7 separate regions of the Mus musculus genome follow, and all the other regions are linked to region 4. Evidence: chromatin loops called from intact Hi-C (ENCODE). Cell type or tissue: heart. All regions are shown on one strand.

What was found. Hi-C counts contacts between places; a loop is a spot of excess contacts. Peaks named below come from ENCODE experiments on the same cell type or tissue, not always from the same donor. Only the 100,000 strongest peaks of a DNase experiment are listed, where the experiment ranks them.
Region 1: a loop joins it to region 4, with 7 times the contacts of the local background. A loop is called at or near these places in 5 of 42 quality-filtered maps.
Region 2: it touches region 4 in a loop (6-fold over the local background); 6 of 42 quality-filtered maps call a loop at or near these places.
Region 3: it touches region 4 in a loop (4-fold over the local background); 30 of 42 quality-filtered maps call a loop at or near these places.
Region 5: it touches region 4 in a loop (2.5-fold over the local background); 3 of 42 quality-filtered maps call a loop at or near these places.
Region 6: it touches region 4 in a loop (10-fold over the local background); 37 of 42 quality-filtered maps call a loop at or near these places.
Region 7: a loop joins it to region 4, with 10 times the contacts of the local background. A loop is called at or near these places in 15 of 42 quality-filtered maps.

Annotation. Positions count from the first base shown.
Region 1 is chr10:96,749,576-96,753,575 of GRCm38, reverse strand. No RefSeq gene overlaps it. Among named protein-coding and RNA genes, the nearest start is that of Gm33897, 36 kb to the right of the region's middle. In heart, a CTCF peak has its summit at 2,486; DNase peaks (open chromatin) are centred at 1,845 and 2,485; H3K4me3 peaks cover 813 bases; H3K27ac peaks cover 1,791 bases.
Region 2 is chr10:97,158,402-97,162,401 of GRCm38, reverse strand. No RefSeq gene overlaps it. Among named protein-coding and RNA genes, the nearest start is that of Gm34044, 75 kb to the left of the region's middle. In heart, a CTCF peak has its summit at 1,962; no DNase peak of the experiment used is centred here.
Region 3 is chr10:96,618,873-96,622,872 of GRCm38, reverse strand. Btg1 (BTG anti-proliferation factor 1) reads right to left here. Exons shown (of 2, transcript NM_007569.2): 2 at 60-4,000. Among named protein-coding and RNA genes, the nearest start is that of Btg1, 3.9 kb to the right of the region's middle. In heart, a CTCF peak has its summit at 1,967; no DNase peak of the experiment used is centred here; H3K4me3 peaks cover 2,661 bases; H3K27ac peaks cover 634 bases.
Region 4 is chr10:97,311,130-97,315,129 of GRCm38, reverse strand. No RefSeq gene overlaps it. Among named protein-coding and RNA genes, the nearest start is that of Gm34044, 77 kb to the right of the region's middle. In heart, a CTCF peak has its summit at 1,954 (motif pointing right); DNase peaks (open chromatin) are centred at 1,299 and 1,979; H3K4me3 peaks cover 1,507 bases; H3K27ac peaks cover 1,860 bases.
Region 5 is chr10:96,331,702-96,335,701 of GRCm38, reverse strand. All of the region lies in intron 2 of Gm33782 (a long non-coding RNA gene), which reads right to left. Among named protein-coding and RNA genes, the nearest start is that of Gm33782, 25 kb to the right of the region's middle. In heart, CTCF peaks have their summits at 2,286 (motif pointing left) and 2,832; DNase peaks (open chromatin) are centred at 2,271 and 2,711.
Region 6 is chr10:96,212,040-96,216,039 of GRCm38, reverse strand. No RefSeq gene overlaps it. Among named protein-coding and RNA genes, the nearest start is that of 4930459C07Rik, 12 kb to the left of the region's middle. In heart, a CTCF peak has its summit at 1,985 (motif pointing left); a DNase peak (open chromatin) is centred at 1,959; H3K27ac peaks cover 498 bases.
Region 7 is chr10:96,129,977-96,133,976 of GRCm38, reverse strand. No RefSeq gene overlaps it. Among named protein-coding and RNA genes, the nearest start is that of Gm40746, 49 kb to the left of the region's middle. In heart, a CTCF peak has its summit at 1,673 (motif pointing left); no DNase peak of the experiment used is centred here.

The sequences.
Region 1 (4,000 bases), 560 kb after region 4:
GAAATGTTATTTGCTTGGATTTCCAGGAAAGTTGGGGAAGGTGATAACTTATCAGTTTAGAATACATTTACCTCAAAGGGGAATGAGTATTCGTGTGTGTGTGTGTGTGTGTGTGTGTGTGTGTGTTTGTGTGTGTGTGTGTGTGTGTGTGTTTGTGTGTGTTTGTGTGTGTGTGTGTGTATGTGTGTGTGTGTATGTGTGTGTGTGTGTGTGTGTGTGTGTGTGTGTGTGTGTGTGTCGGAGGCATCTGTAATATCCGAATGTGACTGCCTTCTCGCTCAGATAGGAAACAACACATTACAACTGTATTAGCTGATGAGTGAACTGTGGCTGGCCCATTATCTGCATAGAAAATCCATTAGCATGACGTTATTAATGTGCCTGTTCATCAGCCTTCCCAGGTCACTTGCAATCTTGCGACATGTTTTGTCATTCACACCTGATAGGTTTCCAGATGTTTCCATCTGCAAGCACGTGAACATGTCTTACTAAGTCACTGGGACAGCAAAATCCCATGACAACATATTAGATTCCATTTCAGTGGGGGAATGACAAGGTTTCTTGTTTTAGTCTTTGGTTGTTGTTTTTCTTTTTTTCATGAGGCAAATAATGAAGTTGGCTTTCAGTGGCTGATATTTACAGATGTTTTCGAATGTTTAATCTTATTTTCTGTAGCTTCCCTGTCACAGACCAGAGATAAGCATCTTGGGGAAGCCACCTGGTCCATGGACCATTCTTGGATGGACCTAGGCTAAAGAAGAGAGGAGCTAGTTCCAGGCTTCGCAAGTCTCCCTGCCTCTTTCAACTCCTGGCTTCTGAACTGGGTTCAGGAAAACGCCCGTATCCATATAAGAACATGGCACAACCTAGACTCAGCCCACCAGCTTTGGTTTGCCACCCCAAGCTACTGCTGCTGAAAGTGGTTAATTATAATGACAGCCACCACTGACTGACCAGCTACTCTGCCATTCCTTTATATTCTCCCACTGTATTCACAGATTAGACGGCATTGTTTGAATTCTCCAGGTTACAAAAGATGCAATGTAAGAAAATTAAGAACTTATTTTCATTCAATTTAAAACATGAAAGATGGTCCTGAATCAAAACAATGGGTCTCTGGGCTCAAATTATATGGTGTGTGTGTGTGTTTTATGTAGATTATCTCATGGTTGTGGAGCATACACTTTCCTGACTAAGCCATCTTCCCAACTCTTGATACCTTATTTTAACAGTTACTTTCCTCTGAGTATGTAGGAGAGCACTGAATGGCAAACCAGATCTTTTTTATGCTACAAATACTTCTTGAGTGCTGCCCCTCTGCTGGGCTCTGAGTTTTGAGCAAGTCTTCCACAGAGAGGAAAACACAAAGATACTCACACTCATGGACAGTGAGCATGGACTTCAGAATCGGTGTGAAAAATAATAAACATAAATACAGCAGAAAGACAGGTGTGGCTGCCCACAGGGGGACGGCAGTGTGTGGGAGAAGACAGCAGGCTGTCCTTTAAAATGGCCGAGTAATGTTCACCATCAGCAGAATGTGACCACACCACCACCTACCAAATAGCAAATCCTGGGTTTTTATGGTTCTCTTGTCACTACAAGCAGCCTTTCGTCCTTGAAAGGGAACACGGGATGTCTTGTGTCGGGTGTTCTATTTAAGTGCATAAAAAGAAATGTTATTCTTTCAAAGCCATTCTGCCCTTCCCTTCCTCTTACTGGGTGAAAATGCTGAAGGCTTGGCAGCTGGAACAATGCAGGGATGGGAGAGGGGAGAGGAAGGAAACACAGCTTCGCTCTGCGGGAGACTGAACAAGGGTGAAGCTGCGGCCCCGCCCCTTGGGTCCCTGGGCGCCCCGCCCTCCTGGTCCCCTGGGATGCCTGCTGAAGGGAAGGAAGAGGAAGTGCCTGCCTGCCTGCCAGACACTGCCTCCCCCTCTGAAAGTAGAGTTTACTTTTCTCAAGAGCTAATAATGTCCTATTACCATAGATTTGGATTTCGCTCAGATTCAAAAAGGAGAGCAAGGCGTTCTTCTTCAAATGTGAAGTGTTTCTAGACTTTTAGAGAAAAAAAAAAAAGGCATCCACATAAAGGCTACTGTTTTGTATATAACATCTTTCCTGGGTATTCCAGAAAAGAAACAACGTGATAAAAAGAAGCATTGCTACACAGGTTTCCTGTGAACGTTGATTGGTTTTAAGAGCTTAGGGGAAAAAAGGAGAGAAACAAGAAGAAATGATTTCAACAAACTAAGAAAAACGCTCCAGTAAACGCACTATGAAAATAGGCAGAAATGAAATCTGGTTCTTGGTAATAATATTATTAATTTAAGATATCCTTAAGCAACAAGTTCCTTCAAAACATTATGTAAGCTTAGCGTTAGGAGGACTAATAAAAACAATCCTACGGAAGACCAGAAGAGGTGGAGGGTCAAGTCTGCTTGCCTGGAAAGGCTAGCAAGCAGTTCCCACATTCTGCCACCAGCAATGACATAATTGTCTGGGATGACTCACGCTACCAGCTACTGTGCAGTGCTTTTCCAGAAAGAACCTGAGCAAACCTTTGCCGCATGGGAGAGAGACTATTCTCTTCTTATTCAATAGATAAGAGGAATGATCAGACTGGAAGTGATTTATGCAAGGCGAGTAAGGCTGGATTTGAAATCCTCAGCCCTTTCTCCCTTACTTTTCCTGTATGTTCCTGTCTCCATACTCTCTTCAAAGAGTATGTACTTGTCTTATGACAGAATAATTCTTTTGTAGAATCCGAACGTTGTATGTTTACTCTACTGAACTGATTTCTTAAGCCACTTACTCTAATTCTCAGGATAAAGTCCCCTAAGAACTATGAGGAGGTCTGAGTCCTGGGGGGGGGGGGGGGGTGTCTGTGCTACGTTCCTTGACTAAACCAGACTGGAGGACATCTAGTAGTGAAGCAGTAGAAACTAAACCTCATCTTCGCCCTGCCTCATTCACACCCCTCTAAGAGTTCTCTGAAACATAAGGGGTAACAAATCAAAAGGGCTAAATCAAAGCCAGCATTTTGTAGACTAGGTAATTAGGGATGAGAATTTAACAAGTTCCTTCACTCTATTCTGACTTTGATATTCCTTTGGAAAAACAGAGGGGGAGGCAGTCAGAGTTTAGGGAAAATGGTTTCTTCCTTTGTATGCAAAATATTTAAATGAGTATATACTATACATAATCATATTAGTGAACATCTAGAGTTATAAGGCAAAGTCATTGGAGAACGGGAAATTATTTTTCATCATAAAATATCTATCGTCACTGCATTCCTTTGTAAAGTAACTTGCCTGAGACTGTGGGATACCATTTTTTTTTTTCTGTCCAAGCCAAAGAAGACAAGTACTGGGAAATGCAGTACACAAGTGCACAGGGTCAGAACAGTCTGAGCATTCGGGTCAGGCCCTCCCAAGGCCTCTTTCCCAAAATAGCATCTCCTTTTACTTAAATCAAATGTGTTCACTCTTTTAAAAGATATGTATGCTATTGACTTTTCCGTTGATGGGATAAAAGCATCATAATCAAAACCAAGTTATAGAAGAAAGTTTGTTTTGTACATAGAATTTCAGAGTGGGATTCCATAACTGAAGTGAGGGCAGGCTAGCAGGAGCGAGGAGCAGGATGCTGTCTGATCACATTTTTCACCCACACATAGGAAACAGAATAAGAACTGGAAACAGGGTGAAGCTATAAACTCTGAGAGCCTGGTCCCAATTTCATGCTTCCTCCAGCAAAGGCCACACCTCCTAAAGGTTCCAGAACCTCCCTAAGCATTGCTACCTACTGGAGACCAAGTATTTAAATATATGAGCCTCTGGAGGGCATTTCTCAAACCATTCCACGCATCACGTACAACAAATCTTCCCAGGTAGTCAACTTGACCATCTGTGTTTCTGGGAAGAGCACTAATCCATGTGTGTTCTTTGGTATGTGTCAGAAATACTTGGAGAAGCTCTCGACTTGTGTACTTGGGCAC
Region 2 (4,000 bases), 150 kb after region 4:
TCCATGCATGAATATTGCTGTGTGCCTTGCCAAGAAAACGTGTGACAGAAGAGCTTTGTCCAGGCATGAATTATAATGCCATTGACTGTGAGTTCGATGTTAATGAATCATAAGTAAGATGTCTCCACACATAAAATAAGATTATATATTGATCAGTAGACAAGAGGCTTACAGAAACCTGCTTTTGTGTTCCCCATAGGAACAGTACTACAATAGACACAAAACTCAATTTGGTGATCACAAAGAACCTGTAGAACATAGTTCCTAAAGTCAAGAGAATCAAATATACATGTATAATGTGCTTTGAATAAGAATGGCCACATAGGCTCATATATTTGAATGCTTGGAGGGAGCACTATTTGGAAGGGTTCATGGAAGAAGGGTGTCATTGGGGATGGTCTTTGAGGTTTCAGAAGCCTAGGCCAAACCTAGAGTCTCTCCCTCTTCCTGCTGCCTATGGACCAGATGTGCAACTCTCAACTTCTCCAGCACCATGTCTGCCTGCACACCGGCTTTCTGCTAGAATGTCAGTTCATATTAAGCCTCTGAAACCATAAGGAAAACCCAATTAAATGTTTTCCTTTATAAGAGTTGCTGTGGTCATGGGGTCTCTTCGTGGCAATGGAACACTGACTAAGTACATAATGTATATTCTTATTTATATGTATATTGTCTCAGGAAATATTTTTAATTCTTTATTTTACTTTTGAGATTATAATATAATTACTTCATTTCCTCTGTTTCTTACGTCCTCCAAACCTTCCCGAAGACCCAGTCTTTGTGTCTTTAAATTCCATGGGCTCTTTATTCATCAATTGATGAATTGATGAATATATATTCCGAGATACATAAAGACCACCTGCTCAAGGTGTATGATGTGACTTCTGCGCATGGTCTCAGATCCCCAGACCAATCATAAGAGGATGGTAAATTCTGTGCTGTGTGTGTTTGTGAGGGGAGTTAAGAGATTAGAGAGTAGAAAAGAAGCAATATTTACTTACCACCTCATGGAATTTATCACATGTATTATCCATAAAATAACAGACAGCACTAAAGAAATAAATGAAAGAAAATTTCTAATGCTTCCGTTACTCTCACCAACAATAATTTGAAGAAGCAAACATTTCATTAGTAATTGCTCAAGCTTTCAAAATGCAGATAGAACACACACTGGCTTCTTTTTACAAGGACATACATTAAGTCTCCCCTCCCTTTTTCCTCTAGCCTTCCACTCGTCAGCCCCTCCCTGCACTGGCACAGATTTCTGATAACAGACTTCCTGTCACCCAGGCTATCTCCTTGTGCTGGCCTTTCCACGGTACCCACACTGGAGAGACAAGTCCTGTCATTGTTCTGAAATGTAAGGCAGGAGCTTAGATGAGGAGATATCAAACAGAGAAGAAACTTCCTGTAAGGTCTATTTGGTGGTGGTGGTAGTTGTAAAGTGTGTGTGTGTGTGTGTGTGTGTGTGTGTGTGTGTGTGTGTGTATCTCTGTGTGTTTACTTCTAAGTATGGCTATGAGTTTTTTGGAAAAGAAAAGAACTCTCTATTATAAGTCACCTCTTATGCCCTTTATACATTTTATTAGTTTCTTATTTGACTGGAGAAAAAGACAAATATTTTAATTTTACCAGAGGAAATGGACTACCGGTGAATAAGCAGCAGCCTGACATCCAGCCTTCTATATTCCCAGTATACAAGAAGATGGCTATCTCAGTACATCCGTTGTTTTCAGGAAAGACACTTGAACAGGGTTAAAGACATTTTGTTTGCTTGTTTGCTTTAGGGAAAATACACATACTGATACTGGCACTGGACGAATACAGAAGGGGCTGTGCATTTAGAGTTCCTGATCGTGATGGCTTCTAGTACTGAGCTATGTTATTAGTCTCAAGCCTGTATTTCAATTAGACTGCTTCCCCCACCTCTCTGAGACTGAGTTGTAATGCTCACTATTTCCTCTAGAGGGAGAACGGAACAGCAATCCACCAGAACGGTATTTATGGAAAAACTGGGTCAATTAGAGTAACCCTGAAGATTTTTTCATGACAGAAAAACACGAGTTTGCCAGGAGTTCCATAAACCAAAACACAGAGTGGTTACTTGCAATAAGTGGCCTTCTCTGTGTAACCGAGTCACCCTTTGTAATGTATAGGAATGTGGCCTCAGTTTGCTGTCGATATTAAAGCAATAGGGAAAAAAGTTGGGGGCACACACCTCATTTCACTCACTTTACCCACTCACTTTATATAAGTTATAAAGATGTCTCCATTACATTACAGATGATAAGCTCATTAGAGATGTTTGCAAAGCTGTGCATTTGAGTCGCAGTCTTTATGAGCATCCCCTGCTCGAGCACACATGCAAGGTAGCATGAGTGAGGAAGACAATCTGCAGAATGAGCTATTCGGTACATAAAGACACTGCCTAGTACCTCACATCGGGATGACCATCCATTCCCTCCTCCCTGTACCATTTTCCAGGATAGCCAGCATTTGGCTGACATGATCCAATCCTTTTAAGTTTCAGAGACTTGATTTAAAAAAAAAAAAAAAAAGCAACCCTGTTTTAAGATTTGTGTGCCTTATCCAGAAGCTCCCATCAATGGTCGCCACCCAGCTACTACACATCCTGAAAAAATAAGTATCAAATGGAGCCAAGACCAGCAACTCCAGGAATAAAGACTCCTACGAGACAGCAATGGTGATAGGAAATTCTCCTGTTCATCAGTGTGGTGCCCAGTTCCCCACCCCCACCCTGATGATACAGTGACATCATTGGTCAGCAGCAGCACTGGCCTATTTTCTGTACTGCTTATGGTGGATTGGACTGGATGGAAATAAACATCTTATATAACAGGCAGGCTGTGCTTCCTGTCTTTCTCTCCCTACCCAAGGAGATTTTCCCAGTGTGAATTCTGCCTGTACAATTAACATTGGCCAAATTTCAGTTGAAAAAAAAATCTGTTAGGGTTTTAAGCAGATTAACAAATACAGCCCATGGATGCTGTCCCCTATTCCTTCTCCTTTATACGCATGAACGCACACACACACACACACACACACACACACACACACACACACACACGAGAGAGAGAGAGAGAGAGAGAGAGAGAGAGAGAGAGAGAGAGAGAGAGAGAGAATCTCCGAGTTTGCCTCCCACCATTGCCTCCAGGCCCCCTGCAATCAAAACAGCTTTTTATCAAGAGACAAGAAAAGCAAGCAAGTTAAATTGAAATTGGTCTTGGAACAGTTGAAAACAAAATAAAAGATTGCAGATTAGAGCTATTGTCCCATCTCGGAGATACAAAGCAGACCCCCCTCTGTGCTTATTTTCTCGGCATTGAAACAGACAAACCAAAGATTATGAAAGGGTGCATCCTGCCCTAAGTAGCCTTCAGCATCAAGAAGAGTACAACCCTAGAACCAGACATGTGCAATTGTGATTTGTAATGATTAACCAAGACTCCCTGAGCTTTGTCTCATAAATCTTGCTTTGTGTGGAACCGTTTATGAATCCTTGAACTTGAGCATTTTATTGTAGAGGCTGCTTCTGAAGAAATTACGTACAAATGAGCCTTCAGTATGATTTTGCTGATTCCAGTACAATAAGTCAGAGACAGCCGAGAGCTAAGGGGCGGGGAGGAGGAGGGGGGAAATGGTTGAACAGCTTAGTGGAGACTCATTTGAAATCAGCAAAGTGATGCTATGTTGGGAAGGAGGAGGTTAACTGACCTAGTGGACTTTGTTGGTGAAATCATTGTGCAGTCTTGATGCAGTCAGTATTTGAACATCATATGCATGCCTCGAACATGGAAAATACCAAAATAATCTGAATAACATGGAGCTTGAACTTGGCATTTGAGGATTTTTTTTTCACTGAACTACTGATTTGCAGTCCAACTTAGGAACATGCTTAGGAGCCAATTCAGGGGGTAGATGATGAATTAAAAGGGCCAGAAAGATTGCACGTGGCAGAGAACCAGAAAAATTTACTGCA
Region 3 (4,000 bases), 690 kb after region 4:
GGAATATTCCTTAAGAGTATCTACCAATGGAGGCATTCAAAGAAGAAAAAGGAATACAATTTTATGATGGGTGTCTTTTTTTTTTTTTAATTCCTGTTTGACAACCTAAGCAATGAAGTTATTCATAAATCCGACTGATTTAAAGCTGCAATCAGAACACTAGTGTTAATATTCCACAAATGGTTTTAAAAACATGTTATCAAACCTCACTGCTAACAGGAGGTTTACCCTGGAGCAGCTCAAAATCAAGACACAACACCTTAGCAATGCTGCTTTTTAACTTAAGCATAAACTAAACCACCAGAAACTACCAACAATACACATTTCTCTGGATTACCCAAGTCTGCAATCCTGGCAGGAAGCCTGTGTCGCAGCTCAGTCCAATTTGTAACACAGGGCATTTTACCCTAAAAGATGTTTTGACTCAGCTACGGTCCTGACACAAAAAATGAACTGGGCAGACTGACAGGGTCCACCTGTAAAAGTTTGACTGCAAAGACAGCGTCATCTGGGCTCTGCGTGCTCCCCGTAGGTAAACAAAATCTTTGCAGTTTCAGGTGATGATGCTTTCTAAAGCTGCTGGCAAACTCCGAGAAGCTTATCGAAAGCACCACAACCTGAAATCGGAAAAAGACGGGGCAAGTTTCTTTAAACTTTCACATGCAAAATGCAGCCCGCTAAATTTATAAAGACGAAGAAGTCTCAAAAATCATTAATATATGACCAGGGAAGAGTCCTAAGGTGGGGGGAGACCCAGAAACCTTTAATCACTAAACATGGACACCAGGACCCCTCCCTCCCTTCCTTGGAATGTGAAGCTCAAACCCCGTTAATATTTACAGCAAAATTACTAGTCAGGTGTGGTGGTGCACGCCTTTAATTCCAGTATTTGGGAGGCAGAGACAGGTAAATCTCTGCGTTCCAGGGTATCATGGTGTACATACTGAGCTCCGAGCCAGTCAAGGATACACAGTGAGACCCTTTTTCAAAAAACAAACAAAAAACCCAAAAATTACTTGTCAAAGTGTGAGTTATGGCGACAAAGAAACCTCATAAACAATCATAACAGAAAGCCACTTCCGGCAGAAAGGCCTGCAATTCCAGAACTATCTCAAAGGTAAGGATGACATAAGGGATAGTCACATCCTGTATTGAATGGGGTAATTTTCCTACAGTCCACATCAAGCCAGGCTTCATGGTGCTAAGTGTAATCTCAGTCAGACAGGAGGATCAGGAATTCTGGTCTTCCTTAGCTATATGGCAAGTTCAAGGCTAGCCCAGAGCCTCAAGACCTCTGGTCTCAAAACAAAACATTAGCATGTCAAGGCTTGTTTTAGGATCACAAAGCAAGACCCAACTTGTAAAAATAAGTCCTCAAACTTACTGTTAATTATGAATTCCTAATTTTAGCAGTCATCTTTTATAAATTATTTTTTTTCTTTAATTTGGGCAGTGTAAACCCTTTTAAATTACACCTCTCGAAATAAAAAAAAAAAAAAAAAAAAACAAAAAACAAAAAAACAAAAAACTGGTAGTAAATGACACAGCAGCAGACACTCAGTTTTTTTGTTTTGTTAAAATAGCTAAACCAAACATTAGCCAGAAGCAGTTGGCACGAACTACTCAAGTAGCTATGCTGTGCTGCACACACAGGCTCGGCTCAGTGGTCTGGGGAATGGAGGTGAGAGTCACAGGAAACAGCTGGATGCTAGGTCTGAGATACTTGCAGGCTTCACAGGCCGGATGTCACCTGAACTCTAAAACTGCAGTTTGAATAGGCGCTTCTTTTGTTCAAGCAGCAACAAAAAGTCTTGACAGCAAAGTCAAAGACACTTCTCTATTTCATTTATGATGATGACATCTTAGGTACTCAGGATAGACCTGAACAGTGTGGAAGAGTCCAGTGTTCAAAGCCAGTCAGGCAGCTTCCAAGGAGTTCCCAAATGATACACAAATTGGCCAGCAGGAGAGTGAGACCTGCTTTAAACCAGCCTGGGATATAATGCTCAAACTCAAATTTGAAATGAGGGACCTTTTAGAGAAAGGGCTAGATGAAATATGTCATTTAAAAAAAATGTCACAATGAGACCCATTATTGTGTAGAAAGAAGAAGAATCTGAGCTCCTGGTCTGGAGCTGTGCCATATTATCCGAGACGCCTGCATTCTGGGGGCTAAAGCAGGAAGATCTAGAGTGGGGGGGCCAGCCTGAGCTACATATAGAACAAGAGACCATCTCAGAAAGCAAAATAAGGGAAACAAAATCCAAACTCTTCCAAATAGCCTACTGACAAAAATATATGAATTCCATTCGTACTCTTAAATACATGGCATGTTTAGGGTTTAGTGATGTGTTTCTGGATCGTTAATAAAAGTATCAGGGAAACTTATTACAAATTAAAAAACAAAACAAAACAAAACCAAAAAACCTCCAATTTGTTTGGAAATACTACTGACTTAGAACAATTACTGACTTAAAGTCATTTAAATTGCCTCAATTCCCAGTGTTCACATGTTTTCACATGCTGCCCCTCCCCCAATCCAGTTAATTTTAACTGTAAAGCAGAACTCAAATTTCTGCTTTCAATTTCCACCAAAATATCAGTTTATCTTCTACAACCCCCAAACTAGCAGCATGTCTTTGCCCATGAGGTACACGTTACTAACCTCCAGCACAACACTCAGTTTCCCCTGCTATGGAAATGCGGACAAAGCCAGGGCTTCAACTTTTGAGAAAAGAAGTGCATCAACGTACCTGTTGTTGGATTCCAGCTTAGGGGATTTTATTTTATGTAACTCTTGCAAGATGAGAACCAGAAAGCGGCAGATGGCTCTGCTGTGATAAGCCTGTTCTTTAAGGCTATAGGTCACCTGCCCCAGGATTTTCTAAAGGAACAAATCCAAGGGGGCAAAAGAACTGTTTCTCAAAGGAGGGCCAGAGAGGATTGTTATCTTCACTTCCCCAGGAAGCAGTGACTGGGATCCTTTGGGCATCGCCACTTTTGGAAGATGTTACCTCTGTCTTTATCCTCATGAGATCATTAGCTTGTGAATGTGTCCATGCTTTTAACCTGAGTTAAAAAATCTAAAAGCCTTCCTCTAGTTCCTTCTGATTAGTTTCTAATTACACCTCTCCCAATGTGTTTGTGTGACCAGTGTGCAAGTGACATCCACACAGCTTACAAATCTAAGACGTCTGAGAAAAATATTTTGTAGCTGAACCTCTGTAATCATGACAAGAGATTGATTAAAATGCCAAGATAAGAAACAATTTATTATAGAGAGAAGAAAAATTTCTCATCCAAAATATAGAAATCTGTACAACTTTGCCACAATCAATATACATGAACTGTACAAATTTACACCAGTTCATAATTTACCAAATAAAAGATGACTAACAAAGTTCACAAAATAGATGGTGGTTTGTGGGAAAGACTCTTACCCAATTGAGTACAAGGAAAGTTACAAACCAGACCTCCACTTTCTAAAAATAAGAAGTTTACTCCACTCAGTCTTAGAAAACTACAAGCTAGCAAATGTACAGAGAGCTGGCTGGTGCTAACAACCACAGTTGAGACAGTGTCTTTTTGAAGGGTCTTTTCAAAGCCTGCTGCCATGGCAGAGCCTGGTCGCTCCCTACTCTCAACGCCAAAAACACAAGGTCTGACCATTTCCCCCAGGTCATGCGTACTAAGTTTGTCTTTATGTACATTTATACATTTTAAGTGCTAGGTAAAAGTCTCCGTGTAAAAATTTTTCCAGTACTACCATGCTTAAAACATTGAGCTTTCCTATTGAGCTGCCAAAAAAGTTACTGAGAACTTTCAAGTGTAATAGTGCAAATTCCCCTGCAAGGTTGACTGCGAAAGAGGGTTCTTTGAAAGACAGAATTTCCTTAAAGGGACTGCTGTGACAAATTGGGTATAAGGTCTGGGAGAAACTGAAACCACCCTTCGACTTCACTCCCTAGCAAATAAAGTGATCCTTTCCTTGGACTCACAG
Region 4 (4,000 bases):
GACATTTCTCCCCAACAGTGAAATCTGCTAAGGCAAGGTACACACCTTCCCTACATCTTGACTGTTCTCCACAGTTCTGCTAGAACTTTTGTGTAAACTTTTCCTTATCCTTGGCTACTTTTGTTATGGAAGCCTCTCTCCTGAAGAACGCCTGCATCTTTGAATAGGATCCTAGCCATGTCTCCCAGGAGCCTTTGCGGGATTTCTGCACTTGCCTGACACCATGTTTAAATGACACTTTCGTGGTTTGCAACAAAAAATAACAGGCCTTTTTCAGGAGATGAACAAAGAACAACAAATAAAGTCATATCGCCAAGCTTGGATAAATAAATACTAGGCAAATCTACAATTTAAAAATCTCTTGTAAGAACCAGGGGAGATTCTTAACATCTTTCTTATTTAGGCCTCCACAACCCCCCCTTTCCTTTGCAGGAAATAGTTTCATTTTTCTGCCAATAAATTGCTTTGTGATATATATTTTGAGATCAACTTAGCTTTTTCTGCTTTTTGGCCTATTAAACGGAAGGCTCGGGGGTTGGGGGGTGAATCAAACTTTACAACCTGGTATTTTCACATCTGGCAACTTTTCGTTTCCTGGATATGTTAGATAATTTACAAACTATGTGTTTTGATGCCTTGTCACTTAAAGTGTATTTAGGGAGGTTAAAAAAAAAAAGTCCCCCACTGAACAATCGGTTGAATATGCTGCAAACCATGCTTTATCTAAATACCCCCACAAAAATACCCCACACTGAGTATTTATAATTTTAGATGCCACACATAAAGTGTATACATGTTGCAGTAATTATATACATATTGAATGCGGTAAGGGAGAAAGATGGATATTATTGTAACTCTCATTCAGTCACTGATGAAAATTTTGTCAACCCAAAATGAAAATCTACAAAAATCCCTTGTTAAAAGCACCTTCACACTCGTATTGAAACTGTGTGTGTGTGTGTGTGTGTGTGTGTGTGTGTGTGTGTGTGTTTAATACGTCCACACACTATGAAATGTTTTTGGATCAAGTCTGAATACAATATATTTTAGGCTTTCTCTTCCTAAAAGGGTAATACAGAGCTTGTGAAAACGCAGGTCCATTTCTGAGTTAGTTGTTTACGAAAAAGCACATGCTAATGTAACAGTGTATATGGAATTAAAGAGAAAATGTCAAACACGCCGTGACATCCAAAATACATTCAGCTGCTGCCTTTTACTATGGGGACTTTCATTCTGCCGCGGACTGCCTCCAAGACCCAGTGGTTTTGTGTGTTGGGTTAAAAATAGCCTGCCAAGCCTGACAACTAGATTCTGATTGGCCCGAAAGGGAGGCCGTTCAGCCAATGAGAGCGTCTGGGAACAAAAGCAATTCTTTTGTGTGTATGTGTGTGAGAGAGAGATGCTCAACCCACGTCAAAACAGCTTCGGGCTGTAGAAATGATTTGGGTAGAGATTTAACAAGGTAATAATGCATTTCAGCCCTCTGAAAGGTTTGAAGCGGAACAAAGCGGGGGGTGGGGTGAGGGGAGCCGGGAAATCTACAAAAGAAATGGAGCCAGAGCTCAGCTTCTACCGATGAATCATATGGGTGTTCGTGCTACAAGCAATACTCGTTTTCCTTCCCCCCACCTCCCTGAGACCTTTACTTACTTTTCAGGCATTTTCTCCTCCCAAACAGACAAAAGCCATCAAAGGCTTTTTACTAATGTGCAAGTTTGTTGTTGTGATTCGCTGGCAAGGAGAAAGGGACAAAACCCAACTACAAAACTCATTTCATTAAATGTCACAAAAAGAAAACAAAGACCCATGAGTTGTACGCCGTGAGTAGTGAAGATCCTGAAACTTTGAGCTTTAGATTGTGGGTATCAAACACAGCCCACACTCTCAAAGACAGTTCCGGGTCGCTCTCCAGATATGGAAAACAAAGAGGGACTTGATTAGAGACAGCTCTGGGTGCTCAAGGCCTTGCGAGCATCGGGCCGCCAGGGGTCGCTGTTGCACAGTCGACGAATCTCTTCCGCGGCGCTTTCCTGTGTGTCTTTAAGGAAAGAAATAGGATTTGATAGGTACTTCTAGCTTAGGACTAAAAAGGGGTTTGGGGGGGGGGGGTGAGGGGGCGCTGTCGCCGTTTGAAATCCTTAAGTACGGCTTATGATCAACACTATGGGACAAAGCAACCGAAAACACAATTTACTATACAGGGAATTTAGTGCCACGGAGGACAAATGTTGCTGCAATAACTTGGTATTGTGACTTAAGAGAGCTTTTCCTAAACCACGTCGCGATTTTAAATTAGATGAAAAGAGTGAGCACACAACGCTGTTACGGATACCTTATTGTCTCCAATATGTATATGCGAGTGACCTGTGTAATGTACCCAGCCAGACGTGTTTTGGCAAAACAATTCAGATAATACGTGGCTTACATATTAACCACAGAGGAAAGTGTCAGTTCAACACACTGTTTTCCTCTTGAGCGTAGATTTCACGGTACAGGACACATAAGCAAAACTTAAGAAACCTTTACTCCTGGTGTGGGTGTGGCATCTAAAATAACCCCGCTTCTGAGTAAAAGAGGAACAAACGTTTATAGTCTAATTGGGCATGATAAACTAACAATGCCCAAACATTTTCTGTTTGAGAAAAAGCATAACATATTTATTTGTGAAGTATTGTTCCAAAGTACATATTGGAGCCAGTAATGGACTTTTTTCCCCTGTTCATATTCATCTAGCAAACATACAAAACTGGAAGCGTCCTGTGCCTTTCTTTTTCTATGACACTCAATTATAATGCGTTGTACACAGCATATAAGGAACTAAAAGGCAAAGAATAAAACCTACTGATTAACTATATTTCCAAACAGCTACATTCCCAGAAGACTGTGTGTATGCCTGCCTGCACGTATTCAGCATTCGACAGCTCCAAAAACAAGGTCTATTCCCTTAAGGACTGTCATGAGTTTTATGAAGTTTGCTCAATCATGTTGGCCTAACAGCAGCTAGAGAAACTGATCATTTAGCCAGTAGGTATAATTGTCGTAGAGAGCCCAAGAGACTTAATAGAAATAGCATGAGGTGGTGTCAGTGGAAGAGTGTTGGGCCACCGTATGTATACTGCCTTATTCCATGCATTGGCTGAGTTCCTTACTTGCTCAAACCCAGGCCTTGCAGCTGCCCCCCATGCCAGACCCATCCCATTGGCAAGCACCAATCCCTAATTTTACTAAAGATGCTCTGTTATGCTTCAGACAGGAGCATCTTGTCCTCTGAGAGGCTCCAACCAGCAGCTGATTGAGACAGTTTCAGACACCCACAGCCAAACAGTACATGGAGCTTGGGAACTCCTACGGGAGAATAGGAGGAAGGATTGCAGGCCAGAAGGGGATAAGGACCCCATAGGAAGACCAACAGAGTCAACTAACCTTTGGGGCTCTCAGAATCTGAACTACCAACCAAAGAACATACACAGGCTGGACCTAGGCCTTCCCGTACATATGTAGCAGATATGCAGCTTGGCCTTCATGTGAGTCCCAAATAACTGGAATGGAGGGATTGACGTGACTGCCCCAAAAGCTGATGCCTGTAGGTGGGATATGTTCTTCTAGTTGGGCTGCCTCCTCGTCTTGCCTCAGTGGGAAGAGAAGTGCCTAGCATGGAGGAGACTTGATGTCCCAGGGTGGGGTGTGTTCTCAGAGGGGCCCCTACCAGCTCAGATGAGAACGGGGGGGGGGGGGGAGGGAGAGTGGGGGAAGGGTTGCGGAAGGGGGTGACTGGGATGGAGGCTGTGAGCTAGACGTAAAGTGAATAAGTAAAAAAATAAAATTAAAGAGAGAGACAGAGACAGAGACAGAGAGATGAGAAAATGCAAGCAGTTGTTGCCCACACTGCTCCACCTCTATAGCCACCTTCATCATCTGCTTAGAGTCACACATGTTCTTTACAAGAAAGCAAACTTACTTTTTCTATACATGGCGTTCACTCCGATGAAGTCATTCCTAA
Region 5 (4,000 bases), 980 kb after region 4:
GTTAGTTCTACAGGGATAAATCAGACCAGGAGGACAGAGGGAAAGCAAAAAAACAAAACAAAACAAAACAACAACAACAAAGAAAACAAGCCTACTAAATTTAATGCACATTGTTAACTGTGAAGGTCTGGATTTAGAATTTGAGATGTATGTTTCCCCTCCCCTGTCAGAAATAAATTCTTTATTATTATAAAAGTTCCTTGGAAAGGACATAAAAGATATTAGGACTTGTATAGGTAATGACAAACTAAAGTAGTGTTTTCAGACTGAAACATTGGTGGCCCTGATAGACTGAGAAACTCCCCAGGCCTCTTCCAAAGATGTACTTGATGGAGAAGCAAGGGCCGGATTCTCCATTTCCCAGCCTCCAGTTTGATTTGCTTTCCATGACATTAGGTTATAGCAACTGAGGTTTGAGAAAGAAAAAAAAATGTCATTCATCATTTCTATTTATAGTTATGGCTAAGGAAGCTATTGAAGGACATGTAAAAATCTGTAAAATATATATGTATGTATACATGTACACATTCAAGGAAATAATTACACACACACACACACACACACCATCTCCCATGTTTTAACAAAGAAAGCACAACCTCCTGACGCTGCCATTTTCCACACAGTCTTTTGTTCGTTTCTTGAACAGCTGCCGCTATGAGTAGGTGAAACACACACACACACACACAGATCAAATTGCAGTTAGGTGTGTCAAAATGACTGGGTGTTCTTGTTCTGGGTTCCCAAGGCTAATTATTATTTTTAACGCCGTTTGATATGCTAAGTGAGGCTGCAGTAAGAGTCCTCATGTGTGCATTAGTCATTGCCATCACCGCCCATGGGTACTTCTGCATGTTTTGCTGCTTCCAAAGTGTCTGTAAACGATTCTATCTAAGCATCTGAAGAACATCACAAGCAGCTTCCTCTATGGTTTTTTCCTAGGAAATAAATACCAAACTGGCACAACGATGGCAAAACCGTGAGTGACATCAGTACATACAGTGCCCTGTCCTTCCATCCTGTCACGTGCCTGGTGGGTAAACATAAATAAATCACCTAATTTCCCTGTGCCTCAGTTGCTCTATCTGTAGTATGGAGCAATGAGGAATGAGATCTCAAGGGCCCACTTTTGAACTATAAAGCAGGCTTCTCTAAAGAAGGAGAGAAGGAAGGAGGGTCCTGTGGTGTGTTCGGCCTGTTCCACATAGCTAACTGCAGTTGTTTCCCGTTGCTAGGTCGTTTATTGATTGCCTACAACTAAACCTATTATCTTTGTCTAGAATCTTTTGAAGCAATCCATGAATAACAACTCATTTCAATTTCATAATGACTCCGAGGTCTTACCAGCTGTTGCCGCGCCTGTCTTACAGACTAACAAACAGACGCAAAGACACAAAGCCATTCGATTCAAGTCTGGCAGGTGTGAGACATAGATCCAGGGCTCACGTACTACAGCTAGTTCAGGGTCCTGGAATCCACTCTGTTATGTCCTGCGGAGCGGCCAGGAGCTTGACTGAGAGGCAAAAACAGCTAGCATCCTCAGGCTCTGCTCTCCAAGAACACACTGAAGATCACTGAAGGGCTAGCAAGCCCTCTACGTGGGCTAGCATGGAACAGAGAGGTCTCAACAATTTGAAGGAACATCAGGAAGTGTAAACCACCCCCCAACCTTCTGTAAGCATTCCTACCACACCCCACTAAGGTGGAGGGGGGCGGGGGCTGGAGGCAAGGAAGGGAAATCATACCAATACATGCCTGCTCCAGATCCAATCTTCCAGAAACAGTCCAAAGGAACACCCTGGGCATGTTCAAGACTTGATTTATTTAGTAGCTAACAGCGTAACTGCCAACTACAATCTTCAAACTAGCTTTACCCACTGCCCCACCCATCCATCAGACCTTGCCATTCCCACAGGCAGTGAGAAGGACCAGGTATGTTCATGTGTAGATTTCTCTGCTTGCTAAAACCCCCCAGGCTTTCCTTTGTTCTCAGGACATGCAAGTGGCCACCTGTATACCTGTGTTCTGGACTGTACGTAATCCTGCTGTCAGCTCCCAAATAAAACTCCCTTATTGATTGACTTTTGACAATTCCAGTCATTTTGTTTGTTTGTTTTGTTCTGTTTCGTCGTCCCCCACCCCCACCCCATTTCCTTCCCTTAAGGCAGCTCGAGGTAATAAAGGAACTGCCTGGTCTTGATCACGAGGTCCTCTTGCCTCAGCCTCCAAGTCCAGGATGACTACAGTGCCTAGGGGCATCTCTGCGATTTCAATCTGCCCTCTACAGGCCACAAGGAATACCCTAAAAGAATGATCTGCCACCAAGCTTCTGGTTCTCCCATGGCACTTGCACCACAAACACAGTGATTCCCAAGCTGGTGGCCACCTTACGACACTGTTCTGTCACTTGCATAAATGTCTTTTTGGTGTGTTGTCAGGCAAATACCTGACACTTGGCACTCTGAAAATTCCTAAAACACCACATACTGCAAAGTCAATGATTTGACCAGCTGTGAGCCCGCTTGCAACCCAAACCGGCAGGACTAGAAACAAATCGCACTGCTTCATGCTACAGAGCCATCTTTCCTAAGGGTGGGTGCGGTCTTGTGATCCTTGTGTCCAGTCCAGTTTCTCATATGTGTATTGTGACTTCTGCTTGTGCAAAACAGGACGTTGCTTAACCAGGCCCTTATGGGAGGAAATACAGCCCAGCAAGCAGAACAATGATTTGAAAGTCCTGAGTTCTATTTTCAGATCTGCTGTTGACTGGCTGTGCAGTCAGCCCTACGAAGGTCATTAGCAAAATGGCCTTGCCCTGTTGGCGGTCTCTGTATTCGCAGCTCTGGACGGGAAACAAATCAGGGAGCTGGCACTCAGCCTTGAGGAACTAGAGTCTTAGGAGAATAGATGTATCGTCAGGCTTTGTCTTCATTCTTAAAGCAAAAGCACAGAACAAAGCCTCTGGGGTGGGGGAAAGGAGCTGGAGTAGAATTCAGAGAGGAACCTGATAACCTTTCCAATACCAGAGACGTGAAGGGATGGCATGAGCGTTCAGGTCAAAGGCAGCTCTTTGGCACATGCTGAATCTCCTGTGTGGGATACGGAAGAGACAAAGGAACCTGAGCTTTGACAGACTTCTGTGAACTGAGTCAAAAACAGATATCCAGAGTGCTGCCTGGTAGGGAACAGGCTGAGGACTGGAAGGGTCTGTGGAGAACCAGAAAGCTTATAGCCCCTTCTAAAGAGTCTGCACCAGCTCTTTGTCCCTCAGATAAGCCAGTGACAAGGTCCTGAAGTGCTAGTGTTTTAAGAGGCACTGCACACTACCATTTTTATCAGGACTTCCCTTTTCTTTAAATGAAGATCCATCCAAGTTTTAAAGTGATAGCGGGCAGGTAAAAATGTGTGTGTAACTTGAACAAAGCCCTTTCCACATCTCTTTAACATGTCCATGGATGGGATTTCATAAGAGTTGAATTATTGTTTTCTGATAATGGAGCTATTCCTTTAAACAGAAGGGAATGAGCAGTCTAGAATGCGCGAGTGTTTAAAAAAATCCCAGTGCACGGGGCTGGGGAGATGGCTTAGTTGTTAAAGTGCTGGCTGGGGAGATGGCTTAGTTGTTAAAGTGCTTGCTATACAAGCAAGCGGACTTGAGTTTGGATGCCTAGAGCCCCTGTGAGAAGTGATAAGACAGTTGCCTTAGAGTTAATCTTGCTTTGGTGAAACACTACCACCAAAAGCAACTCGGGGAGGAAAGGGTTTATTTGACGTACACATCCTGAATCAGAGTCCATGGAAGCCAAAGCAGAAACTCCAAGTGGTCAGGAACCCAGAGGAAGGACTTGATTCATAGGCTACAGATGGGTAGTGCTTACTGCCTTGCTTCCAATGGCTTGCTTAGCCTACTTTCTTTTAGAACCCAGAGCCACCAGGCCGGGGTGGTAATCAACGACAACGGGGCCCTTCCACATTCAATCACTAATTAAGAAAATGTTCTACA
Region 6 (4,000 bases), 1.1 Mb after region 4:
AGAGGTGGGTCGATGGGTAGAAGGAAAGCCGGCTACGCAAGCCTGAGGACCCGAGTTCAGGGCCCAGCACCCACCTAACCCTGGAACTAGTCAAATTAGTGAAGTCTCAGTGCCAGTGAGAGCCCTGCCTTCTTATATAAAGTAGAGAGCAATCAAAGAAGCCTCCTCACATCGACCCTAGGTCTCCACATGCATGTGCATGCATAGGCAACCCCACACATGGAAATACAAGAAAGCGCTCCTGCGCATGCGTGCGCGCGCACACACGCCACACCATAGTAAGAGACAGGAGTACAACAATAACTAACACACGATCGGTCGCCGTGAGAAGCAACCCTGACTTTCAGGGAAAATGCCATTGATAAGTTCACATACTGTAGACAAAGACGTTATCATCGTGCCCAGAGAGCACAAGGAAAACATTAGTAACCTTGATCGTGTAGAGGAAATTTACTAAACCTGGGCGGCAGAAGGCATCGGAGAACAGCAAGGCCACTCAGAGTAGACTGCTCACCATGGAAGGTCTAAGTGCTCTTCCTACAGCTGAACAGGTAACCAACAGAGATGTGACAGAAATAAGGTGAGCAGAGGGACAGAGAGGTGAGAGTCTTATCTATCGGTACATTCCAAAAGGACAATTCACAGTATTAGACAATCCCGCTTTGCTTGGCTCTAACAAACCACCTTGGGTTGTGGAATGATGAGAGATCTGTTTAGCTTACAATTTTTGAGTCTGACAATTCAACCCTGGGTAAACCTAGAGTGTTTGGCCCTTGGTGACAGTCCCCTATGTGTGCTACCCTGTGGCAGATGGTGCCGTGGGGGAGCCAGTGCAAGGAAAGAGACAACACATGGCAGAGGCAGGAAGCCAGATCATGAGAAAGGTGAGCGTTATGTTTTATAACAACCCACTCTAAGAGGAAGTCAGCGGGTTCCCATACACATGGCTTTGATCCCTTCCGTGTGAAATAATTACCTTGGTCTAATTACCCCACCTTCTCTTAAAGGTGCCTGTCTCCAGCATCACCACACTGGCGACCGAGCTTTAACAAACACACACACAACCCTGGGCAACATACTCCTGCTACAGTCAAACAGCAGCTAACATCTAAAAGTAGTAGCTTAGAGAATAGCAAGACAAGCTGATTGTTTCAGAGATGGTGGGTGGGGGGGTGGACTAAAATACAGGTTCCAAAATGAAAAGTTATACCTGAGCTGAGAGAGATACTGAGGACTGGGAAAGTCAAGTAGGTATCTGACTAACCGTGACTTTCATTGTTAAAGTATGCCATTCTCATCTACACTTTGATTAATTTTTTTTAAATAATTGCCGTAAAAATGTAAAAGTACTTACTTCACCACAAAATATATAATCCAATATTATATAAATGATGTGTATGAAACTCTTGAGAAAATATTCCACAATATATTGGAAGTTGAACGTGACTCACTTCGTTTTTGATAGGCAGCCACTGACTAATTCTAAAGTGCTCAAGTCCAGTGAGAGGAAAAGTGTCTTTCACCATACCCTTCCATCCGAAGACATCTAAGTCCATCGATTATGGTGTACAGGGAATGCCTGATTGCTTTATGATGTCATATGCTGCTACAGAAATTATTTATGATGCTCCCGGAGCAAGACGATCTACTCTGGGGCTGATACCTTGATTCAGAATTTGACACCTAAAGTGGTTTGAAGCACTTGTGATATTTAGACGTTGAGTGACCCAATGCCATTGCCTTCAAAACACACATTCAAAACATACATTTTCCACCGGGAACTAGAAGGGCATTTGCAATGAACATCCCTCCAAGCAGCCGAGAACAAAGGAAATGTTCGGCAAAATGATGTTGAAACACTACCACTCAGGCAGGCCTTCTCCCCAGTATCTTTCCAGCCGAATAGCGTGCCTGCCTGTGACTCAGATACTGTTCACATTGGAAAAACAAAGCGGAGACATCTACTTAAACGCGCAAACAGTGCCCTCTGCTGGCGGAAATGGGATGTTAGTTAAAAGAACTTCGTCTCAATGACCACAGGGAAAGAAGGGGGAGGGGAAGGAAGGGAGAATGGAGAGATAGAAGGGGAGGAGAGGAGATGGGGAAGAAGCAGAGGGAATAGGAGTGGGAGGGAGAGGGAAAGAGGGAGGGAGAGAGAAAAGTGGACTGGGGGGGGGGGGAAGGGGTAAGGAGGAGGAGGAGGAAATGATACAAACAGGAGAGAAAAAAAAATGGGTTTTAGTCCTTTTTAAGGATAAATGCTTGAAGCATCTTATCACATAGAAGATGCCAATATATTTCCTTAAATCCCAAAGTAACACGTGGCCTTGAATTAAGGAATGGTTTTACAGTGTCCATTCTTTGCCTTACTAAGTTATTTACTCATCACAAGCTCCCTCTGGGGGTGTCCCCCAGTGCTCTGACTATGCGACATAATATACACTCAGCCTTTGCAGAAGATAGTAACTCTATCAAACAAAATTGTTTCCTTAGCTCACAGACCAGGGCTCTGACAGGGTTCCAGAATGTCCCAGGCTGCTCGACATGTTTCTAAATGCTTAGGAAAATCTTAATGTTGATTTTTTGTTTGTTTGTTTGTTCTGTTTTGCTTCAACAAAAGAAGTGGTTGCTTGAAGATAGCAAAATTGGTTTCTTGAAAGAAAAGAAAATGAGTGAGGTATATCCTTCAGGGCTGGCAGGGGGGCGGGTCTGGAGATGTATGTCATACAATTCATCGTAAGTACTTAGTCAATGGAGTAGCAATTCAAATTAGTTTATATATATATATATATATATATATGCACATGTATAGGTAGTATAGTTACGATATTATCGTGTATATATATACACATACGATATATATACACACATACTATATGTGTGTGTGTGTATATACATACATACATATATATATACATACATACATATATATGAATATGAAAGCCAGTATTTCTAATATCTTACATTAAAAATCAGTTGGCTACCCAGCTTCCCATGCCACCACAGTAGTGGGGTTAGCAATGTAAAATATGTAAATATGTTCTATTTTCATAAGGCATTTGCACTGGTGTATTAATACTGTGTGCATATTTAAAGATGTTACAGAGCCCAGCTTCGTCTGACTGTAAGTCGTCACCCCACTACAGGGTCGCTTAGCTGAAGGTGACCGTTCTAAAGACAGTGACAATAGCAGAAGACTCCTGGATGTGCAATGATCAAAAATAAATTCAGCCTCAATTGTGTAACAATCCCAAGGTGCTTCAGGCTAGGCTCGCCTGTGTTACACCGCACAGCTTCTCTGTACTCTCAGCTCGGAACACACAGGAGCCTGTATGCTTATGGATGCCGTCACTCATCCCAACTATCATGCTCAACTAGTCCATTGAACCATCACGCTCAGACGCCCTGCACGCTATGGACTGCGGGGTTTTTTGCTGTTGTTGTTTTGTTTTGTTTTGTTTTTTGTTTTTTGGTTTTTTTTTTTTGTATTTTATCATATGCACAGCTTTCTGCTCTTCTAGAAATGTTAACAGCTGAATTAGGGAAAGCAAAGATGCTCCTGTCATCTGGCCCCAGCCAGGGAGTGTCACATCCATGAGTATAGATTTGGATCATGTTGTGTTTGAATGTTTGATGGTTGCTATCCAAGTCACTGCTGAGCTCCTACACAACACCATTCAATTAACTTTTGCTTGGGTTTAAGGCAGGATTTCCAGCAAGTTTTACAATGGCCTTACACATATTTCTGTACTTCGGGCTGTATATGTATGCAATATGGCCTTCTCAGCATCGATGATTAGAAAAATCAAAAGTATCAGTCAGTTCTTTAAAGCATTGAAGATCTTCCACGGCCTGCCATATTAAATATTTAGGCGAGGTTTAATTCTAGTTATATTTACTGTGGATATGCAATCCTCATGAAAGAGTCTGCAAGTCTAAACTAAGTACTTGTGAATTAATGTTCCAGCGAACCGGCAGTGTGTGAGCACATAAGGTTCTT
Region 7 (4,000 bases), 1.2 Mb after region 4:
GGTCCAAACTCTTGACATTGCAACATGACTTTCTCATCTAGAAAGTTCATCCTTGAGAACTACATAACTATGTTATTTTTGAGAAAATTCTCATGTTTTAAGTAAATGCATAATTTTGTGCTGGGCCACATTAAGTTATCCTGGGATGCATGTGGCACATGGGTGAGTTAGAGATAGCTGCAGGGCCGAAGTCATAAAGCCAGAAACTAGCTGACTGGATTTCAAACAAAAGCATGAAGGCTCCTCATGCCAGCCTATGTGCAGACAACTCAGGCATCTGGGTAGAGTGATTCCCCAAATCTTTAAAATGAAACTGGCCCTGAAGACTCTTCCTAAGACAAGCAGTCATGAGTGTGAATCTTGCCACTTATCTTGAAAAGCATGATTCTCTCTGGTTGCTATCTACTTCAAAAAGACTTAAAAATATACAAATAAAAATATTTTTATTTATTAATTTGTTTATTTATTTATTTATTTATTTTTCCCATTTTTTATTAGGTATTTAGCTCATTTACATTTCCAATGCTATACCAAAAGTCCCCCATACCCACCCACCCCCTACCCACCCACTCCCCCTTTTTGGCCCTGGCGTTCCCCTGTACTGGGGCATATAAAGTTTGCCTGTCCAATGGGCCTCTCTTTCCAGTGATGGCCGACTAGGCCATCTTTTGATACATATGCAGCTAGAGTCAAGAGCTCCGGGGTACTGGTTAGTTGATAATGTTGTTCCTCCTATAGGGTTGCAGACCCCTTTAGCTCCTTGGCTACTTTCTCTAGCTCCTCCATTGGGAGCCCTGTGATCCATCCATTAGCTGACTGTGAGCATCCACTTCTGTGTTTGCTAGGCCCCGGCATAGTCTCACAAGAGACAGCTACATCTGGGTAAAAATATTTTTGTTCCATCAACCTTATGCATATTTTTTTTACATTCCTAGACTGGCAAGATTTCTCTTTGTCTATAGATCTGCCCTCTTGGAAAGTCTTCCTCCCTCCTGTGACATGGAAGGATCTTGGTCTTTTTTTTTTTCTTAGTTGGAAGCAAAGAAAGCAAAGTACTGAAGAAACAGCTTGCATCACCAAACACCTAAAGATACATCATGAATTTATACCTTTAATATATCTTACAGCCTGCAAGACAGAAACTGGGTAAGCCTTCCCATGCATAAGGAAGTGTGTCTGGGGATATTGGGTACTGCACTTAATGTCATGTATGCAGAGAGTTGATCCTTTTCCTTTCTCCCTAATTTGTCTGTCTTTCCCTCCTTTTGTTCTCTCAGAAAGCCCACCACTTCAGAAAGTCTAAAGAGATAGGGGCTTATGAGAGTCAGATAAAAAATATTTTGAAAGGGATAGTCATGCATTTCCTGGCTTTGGAGAGGTCTTGGTGGTGTGCTCTTAGATGTTGTGATATTAGTTAGGATCAACACCCTGCCATTGGGCATGGGGTCTCTGGAATCTTCACTCCTGGGTGTAGCTGGAGGAGAATGCGTTCTGTGTGTCTGTAACCAGAAAGGGTAGAATGCTAAAGCCGGTCTAATTAAGGCCAGTCTGCCTGTCCATGACTGTCTGTCAGACTTGAGTCTGGCCTGCCTAGTGCAGTGGAAACAAGTGGGTTTTTTTTTTTTTCCTCCTTTTTCCTCATGTTTTAACTGTGTGAGGTTACAGTGCCACCATGTGGATCCTCCGGTGTGAACCTGGATAATGAAGCTGGGGCTACAAAAGTGGTCACAGGCAACCTAAAAGACTTGGGAACAGGGACAGAAAGAGAAACCCGGTTTTTGAAAAGACACCGTGGTTCGTCAGGAAAAACAGAAGTCACGTCGGTCGGTCAAAAGATAATTTACATTCGTGAGCACCGCTTGGAGCCAAACAGACGCTAGTTGAAACTTACCAAACTGTCTTTACAGCCTCAGTTGCCTTGTCTGTGTAACGGGCACTGTAGTAGCTCCTCTAGGCTGCCGTTAGAATCAAAAGGCAGTGCACACAAAGTGCTCTCTGCCTGCCATGTCTGGTTGTTATGACTGAGCTAAGAAAGGAACTTCACAGCCTTATGCTGAACCGCAGTCCCGTGCTAGGACTCTCGACATTTTGCCCATGGTTTTACCTTGATTTAAGCCTTAACCATTTCACCTTCCCCTGCCTTTGACATGTGAGCTTTGCAGCAGTCAAATTTCAAATCATGTATTTCAAATCATGTTTCCATCATCTTGTAGCTTTGTAGCCTTGGGATATTTAAACCTTCTGAGCTGGGAAGCTGTGTGGTGATGCTGGCCCTTTGTTCCAGCATCCAGGGTATGGAAGCAAGAGGCTACCCTCTTGTTCAAGGATATTCTCTGCTAGATAGTTAGTTAGACTCCAGTATGGACTCACAAGACCCTGCCTGGGGAAAATAAAAATAGGGAACAACAAAATCCTGAGTCCTGGTTTCCTTGTCTGTAAAATGGGGTTAAGAACCTGTTACAGAGGGAACTAGAGCTCGGGCACTCGAAGCTTCGGATGCAGTAACTTCAATGGTCATCAGTCTGCGCCCATCACTGTTACGGTCATGACTACACTACAGGACAGCACAGCCTCACCTTGACCTCCAAGTAACAAAACCTTTAAGTTCACCTTAACATCAAAGAGCGATTGAGGAACTAGACAGGAAGCAACTTCTGTGGTCTATTTACCTACACACCTCAATGTTGAGGTTCTGTGGTTTTTATAAGGTTATCTTCTCAAGGCTAAAAGTGCAGCTATGAACAGTTTACACCTCAGTGTTTTCAGTATTAAAGTGTATTTCATAGTCAAGGTTAATAGTGCCATGTGTTAGTAGCACACACCTTTAATCCCAGTACTCAGGAGGCAGAGGCAGATGGATCTCTGAGTTTGAGACCAGCCTGGTCTACATATAGAGTTCCAGGACAGCCAGGGCTACCTAGACAAACCCTGTCTTGAAAAGCAAACAAACAGAAAACAGAACAAAACAGTTACTACTCTGATGTCTTTAATTTATTTTACATGTCTTCATCTTCTGAGGCCCCAAATCCAGTCCTTTCAAATCAAGCAAAATCTTAGAACTAATGAACAGATTTAGACTTGATGAAGACAAAAACTCAATCGTATCCATCACCGCAAACTCTGAAAGTCTAGATTTGCCGTGACACCTGAGTGGTCCTAGCCAGGATAACACAAACGCAAAACCACGGTGATCTTAGCTCTAAGCTTTAACACCTCCAGCTATTCGGGGGGGGGGGGTCCCCAAAATGTTTCATAAGCCTCCTCCACTTCTGATCCCCACCACTATGCTTAAGCCACAGTCTCATAACTACCTCCTTGGACTGACAGCAACCTGCTGCACTTTCCCCACCAGGCTATAGGCAGCCCTGCAACCAGAGGGGCCCCAGGCATCTCCCACACCTGCCCCCTTCCCTGCCTCACTCCTTAAATATCCCCAACCTCAGTAAATATCCTCATTGCTGCTTCCATTAAAATATAAAAAGCACAGATCTCCTGAGAGCATTTAGAGCACTGGAGTCCTGGCTAGGTCTAGAAACTATAATCTATAATAATAAATATGCATATATATGTATAATATAGATATTTATTATATACGATATGTTTTTTTAAGTTTTATTTATTTTTTGTATGTGAGTGCATTGTATCTGTCTTCAGACACACCAGAAGAGGGCATCAGATCCCACTACAGATGGTTGTGAGCCACCATGTGATGCTGGGAATTGAACTCAGGACCTCTGGAAGAGTAGTCAGTGCTCTTAACCACTGAGCCATCTCTCCAGCCCCTTATTTTTTATTTTATATGTCTTTATATGTAATATATATCTTTATTATACATGTATAAGATTTATATCTTTATATATAATATATTTATATGTGTTTAAAGATAATCTTATACATGTATCTTAAAGAAACGTAAATACACTGTATTCTTTATATATCTTTATATTATCCATTGTAATGTATAGTTATAATATCTATAATTACATAATATATAATTATA